Linked DNA regions of Homo sapiens: region 2 is linked to region 1. Evidence: read pairs that join two places in POLR2A ChIA-PET (ENCODE). Cell type or tissue: A673. All regions are shown on one strand. Links, peaks and the distances in the headings refer to the core of each region. The heading gives the core; the rest is flanking DNA. Region 1 overlaps DDI2 (DDI proteasomal shuttling factor 2). Region 2 overlaps DNAJC16 (DnaJ heat shock protein family (Hsp40) member C16).

Region 1 (2,922 bases), core at 404-2,903:
CTCCAGGAGATGAGTGGGACTGCTGTGTTCCTGGTGGCTGGCGCTGCCGGGGACTTGATGTGCCAGGCACAGCTATACTACTGAAATCTATTCGGGGTAAGTCTGTTGGGGAAAATCAATTCAGTTTACTCAAATTACTCTACAAAAACAAGCACTTGAAGGAAACAGCAGAACACTTGCTCATACATGGTATATGACAGCAGCAAAGGTAACTGTAGACTTTAACCTTGTTCTTTCTCATGATGACTCTGAATATAAAGACTGCCGGCTGAGAGTGAATCGATAGAAGAAGAAAAATAGGGGGAAGGTGATGGTAGTAACTCCAAATTTTTAGCTTATAAAATATCTCACAATAGACATCAGGTTTTTAATTTATGTTTTTAAATCATTAAAGTGGCCAGGCGTGGTGGCTCACACCTGTAATCCCAGCACTTTGGGAGGTCAAGGTGGCTGGATCACCTGAGGTCAGAAGTTCAAGACCAGCCTGGTCAACATAGTGAAACTCTGTCTCTACTAAATATACAAAAATTAGCTGGGCGTGGTCGCAGTCACCTGTAATCCCAGCTACGCAGGAGGCTGAGGCAGAAGAATCACCTGAACCCGGGAGGTGGAGGTTGCAGTGAGCCGAGATGGCGCCATTGCACTCCAGCCCAGGCAACAAGAGCGAAACTTCATCTCAAAAGAAAAAAAAAAAAAAAAATTAAAGCTAGTTTCAATAAATATAATTGCATAAGTCTGGATGTTGTTCTTGAGAAAAATCCTACTCTGGTCTGACATATGGTTCAAACAGCCTTGACGCTTGGATTAAAGAATTTTTTTTTTTTTTTTTTGACACGGAGTCTTGCCTTGTTGCCCAGATTGGAGTGCAATGGCACGATCTTGCCTCACTGCAACCTCTGCCTCCTGGGTTCAAGTGATTCTCCTGCCTCAGCCTCCCGAGTAGCTGGGATTACAGGCGTGTGCCACTACGCCCAGCTAATTTTTTGTATTTTTAGTAGAGATGGGATTTCACCATGTTGGCCAGGCTGGTCTCGAAATCCTGACCTCAGGTGATCCACCCACCTCAGCCTCCCAAAGTGCTGGGATTATAAGTGTGAGCCACTGTGCCCGGCCGGATCAAAGGATATTATATATGTCAAGTGAGCAGCATAAATATTAGATGCTAAATTCTGCAAGTCAGTGCTAAACGTATTGGCTCAGGGAAGTTCTTAATAGTTCTCTGAATTTATACTTTAATCTGTGCATCTCTGCTAACTCTTCTCATGCCCTTGGGGAGCTAAACAGTGTCATCATTTTATAGAAAAGAAAGAAGAAAAGGGACTTGCATAGGTTCTCAGTGCTGAATACACCAAAAGCTACCACAGTTTAGAAGCTACAACTCCCAGGTTCTATATGCCAGGTGGAACTGACCTTACTAAAATGAAAGGAAGATAAAAGGGAATTTTAATCCTTACACAACGGACTCACATATTGTATGACCCCATTTATATGAAATGTTCCAAATAGGTAAATACATAGAGACAGAAAGTAGACTTGTAGTTGTCTAGGCTGCGGAGACTAGGGGGAAATGGGAAATGACTATAAATGGGTATAGGATTTCTTTTTAAGGTAATGAAAATACGCTAAAATGGATTGTGGTGATGGTTACACAACTCATGAATATAGTAAAAAAAAATCATTTAAATGCATGAATTCTATCTCAATAAAACTGTTATTTAAAAAAGAAAAATGAAAAAGAGAAAAGTAAACAAGGAGAGCCAGAATGAGGGGCTAGGCCTGAGTCAATCGACATTCCTTCAACTCCAAAAAATATAGTTGATGGTCAAACTTGTCTGAACAACTGAATACTTTTCTTAAGGATAACTGTGCTTAATGTTATAAATGACAGTACACTAAGCAATTCCACAGTGATCAGAATTATAGCACAATCCTTGCACTATTAAGGATTTTAAATAAACTAAAAAATCAAAAAACAAACAAACTTGTCTCAAGTCTGGGACTATCCTGAAGCCTTTTTGGACCTCAGATAGAAAAAGAGAATGCTTAAACTCATGATGTAACATTTCTACCCTTTAGCAGGGGTTCAACTAGCCACTTTCTTCAACTCCCAACCAAGGAAATGGTGAAGTGAAGAGGATGATCTCTGTGAGGTAGTTAATCTATACCAGCCAGAAAAACATATATGGGTGGGCCCTCTTTGCAGGTCAAGAAATTTTATCTCCACTCCTGTTATACATTATCTTGAGAGTCCATTCACTTCAGAATAATTCTCAAAAACATGTTTACTTAATAGACCAGATCACTCCTGCCCCAACCTGTTACAGGCTCTCTTGTCCATAAACAACAATGCAGAGGAAAAAAAAAAAGAAGTAAATTCCGGAATTAATAATCTCATCAAATTAACCAAAGGAAGATGTGGTTTTTACTGATTGTCATAGTTGTTTAAATACGTTTAACTTCTTCAGAAAGAAGTTTTAACTTCTTTCTAAAGTTTAACTGTGGCCCCAAGGGACTAATGTCTTCCAGATCTGGTGGAGCCGGTCCTTGATGGTCTCAGTAAGTTCCAGTTTCAGGCTGAATGGAAACACTGTGGTTAAAACTGCAGTCAGTCTGTCATCACCCAGACTCTGCCAGCATCTGTCACCATAAACTTTAAAACTGGTGACCTACAGGCTAAACACTATTTAAGAAAATCTATCTGAATATGGCAGCGAATGGAAAAAAACCACACATTTCACCAAGCTGTTTCACATTAAGACCTTATAATCATTTTGTGGATCATGAGCCACTTCAAGTATCTGAACAAAGCTATGACCCTCTCTCTATCCAGTGCACACACACATTCACATCCACACAATTCTGCATATTATTTCAGTGACATAGAACCTACTAAATCCCAATGCACAGAGTTCAGACTATAAA
Region 2 (2,922 bases), core at 169-2,668, 78 kb after region 1:
TGACCTCATGATCCACCTGCCTCAGCCTCCCAAAGTACTGGGATTACAGGCTTGAGTCACCACGCCTGGCCAACATATTTTATTATACTTATTAAAAAAAGAACGGGCTGGGTGCAGTGGCTCACACCTGTAATCCCAGCACTTTGGGAGGCCCAGGCAGGAGGACCACTTGAGGCCAGGAGTTCAAGACCATCCTAGTCAACAAAGTGAGACCCTGTCTCTCAAACAAAAAAAATTTTTTTTTTTTTGAGACAGAGTCTCATTCTCACCCAGGCTGGAGTACAGTGAAACAATCTTGGCTCACTGCAACCTTTGCCTCCTGGGTTCAAGTGAATCTCCTGTCTCAGCCTCCCGGGTAGCTGGGATTACAGGTGCATGCCACCACACCCGGCTTTTTTGTATTTTTAGTAGAGACGGGGTTTCACCATGTTGGCCAGGCTGGTCTTGAACTCCTGAATTCAGATGATATGCCTGCCTCAGCAAAAAAAATTTTTTAAAAAAATTAGCCAGTGGTGCATGCCTGTAGTCTCAGCTGCTCGGGAGACTGAGGCAGAAGGATCACTTGAGCCCAGGAAGTCGGAACTGCAGTGAGCCGAGTCTGTGCCACTGCACTCCAGCCTGAGTGACAGAGTGAGATCCTCTAAAAAACAAAAACAAAAGCAAAAAAAAAAAAAACCACATCACTTTGATGAACCAATCTCATCAGAAAATTCTGAGAAGCTGTCATGATGGCCAGTACAAATTTTTCGAAATTCTAATGTTCTTGGAAGCCTGAATTTTATCACTGGCAATAAATACCACCAGTTGTTTGTTTTAAAGTGCCACATCACTTCATCTGTTTTAGAGAAAATGTCTGCCAAATTCCCGAGTCTAAATAACCATAGTTGTCTGTCATTCTTCCAAGTAAAAATGATATTCCATTAAGAAAAGTGGCAAGGTAAGCACTTGTCCTCAGGACATTTGTACTCTGTTGTGCAGCAGGACAGCTTTATGCACACTTCCCAGCTCATCACACAGAATATTAAATCCATCAAAAAGACATGCACTCAAGGGTTAAGGTTTAATAAAATTAACACTTCTTACTGCTTCATCAAAGATATAAGGTGAGGCCGGGCACGGAGGCTCACGCCTGTAATCCCACCACTTTGGGAGACTGAGGTGGGCGGATCACCTGAGGTCAGGAATTCAAGAACAGCCTGGCCAACATGGTGAAACCCCATCTCTACTAAAAATACAAAAATTAGCCGGGCATGGTGGCAGGTGCCTGTAATCCCAGCAACTCGGGAGGCTGAGGCAGAAGAATTGCCTGAACCCGGGAGGCGGAGGTTGCAGTGAGCCGAGATCATGCCATTGCACTCCAGCCTGGGCGACAGAGTGAGATTCTGTCTCCAAAAACAAAAGAAAACAAAATACATGAAGTGAATCTAGTGGTTTGTTTTTGCTGCGAGTGATTGGGGGTGAAGCACACAATGATGGTAGGTGGCCTGGTGCCCTGCCTGGATTCATGCACTGGCACTGGCAGCTTCACCCACTACTGCTTTGGTACTATCAGTGTAAATGTCAACACAGTGAAAAAGGCAAATCGTGTCTTGATATGATCTCACAGACTTTCTCTTGAAGGATCTTTGAGAATCCCCAGGAGTCTATCAACCACATTCTGAAAACTGCTGTCCTAGAGAACTCTGTACTTAGGTTATGATATTCATTGCAACACTATTCCTCAAAGCCCCCAATGTCCACCAACGGAAGAATGATTCAATAAATTATAATGGCCATAAATACCATATAGCAATGACAACAAATTACCTAGAGCAACAGGAAACCACTGGTGCTACTAGTGATCATTAAGCCACCTGCTGTTGTGAAAACTGAGTTTGTTAAGCATACACTTGATATCCACAAAGAGCAAGCTGGTAAAGCAGCCATTCTACCAATAATTTTGTAAATGTATTTGATTTACAATTTTCCCCAGTGGGATAAATAAATATAATTCTCAGAACTATAAACTGTTCCGAAAGACCAATTTAGGAAATCCTCATCCATTTACCCTGGATTGAGATTATCTTCTCTTTTCTATTCGGACACTGGTATTTGTTTTCTTCCTGACTTGCAGCACCTTCTCGTCTCCATCAGGCACCCCCTTGTCTTGTGTGCCGGTGGCTGTTCTGAGTTTTGTCCTTGGCCTCCTTGGCCTTACTTTACATACAGCAGTCATCCCCTAACTGCAGAGGATACGTTCCAAGACCCCCAGTAGGTGCCTGAAACCACATAGTACTGAACTCTATACAAACTATGTTTTTTTCCTATACACATACCTATGATAAAGTTTATCAATTAGGCACAGCAAGAGATTAACAACAACAATATTTAAATAGAACAATTCTAACAATATACTGTAATAAAGTGATGTGAACATGGTCCCCCTCGCTCAAAACATCTTTTTTTTTTTTTTTTTTTTTGAGACGGAGTCTTGCTCTGTCGCCCAGGCTGGAGTGCAGTGGGCGGCGTGATCTCAGCTCACTGCAAGCTCCGCCTCCTGGGTTCACGCCATTCTCCTGCCCCAGCCTCCCGAGTAGCTGGGACTACAGGGGCCCACCACCACGCCCGGCTAATTTTTTGTATTTTTAGTAGAGACGGGGTTTCACCACGTTGGCCAGGATGGTCTCAATCTCCTGACCTCGTGATCTGCCCGCCTCGGCCTCCCAAAGTGCTGGGATTACAGGCGTGAGCCACCACGCCCGGCTTCAAAATATCTTCTTGCACTGTAGTCACCTATGTTTTGGACCTGGTTGACTGTGGGTAACTGAAACCTCAGAAACTGAAAAAGGGGTAAGTGGGGTGGATCAGGGGAGACTACGGTATTATGCCGGGAAGATCTTACCCTACTCAGGACTTCAACCACTAACCATTTACTGATGATAC

Evidence for each region. Peaks named below come from ENCODE experiments on the same cell type or tissue, not always from the same donor. Only the 100,000 strongest peaks of a DNase experiment are listed, where the experiment ranks them.
Region 2: POLR2A ChIA-PET joins it to region 1 with 5 read pairs; 3 of 35 experiments call an interaction of 5 or more read pairs at or near these places.

What each region holds. Positions count from the first base shown.
Region 1 is chr1:15,627,505-15,630,426 of GRCh38, reverse strand. It overlaps DDI2 (DDI proteasomal shuttling factor 2), which reads right to left. Exons shown (of 10, transcript NM_032341.5): 3 at 1-102. Among named protein-coding and RNA genes, the nearest start is that of DDI2, 12 kb to the right of the region's middle. In A673, for the core only: no CTCF peak of the experiment used is centred there; no DNase peak of the experiment used is centred there; H3K27ac peaks cover 902 bases.
Region 2 is chr1:15,549,355-15,552,276 of GRCh38, reverse strand. The region is part of intron 7 of DNAJC16 (DnaJ heat shock protein family (Hsp40) member C16); the gene reads right to left. Among named protein-coding and RNA genes, the nearest start is that of DNAJC16, 24 kb to the right of the region's middle. In A673, for the core only: no CTCF peak of the experiment used is centred there; no DNase peak of the experiment used is centred there.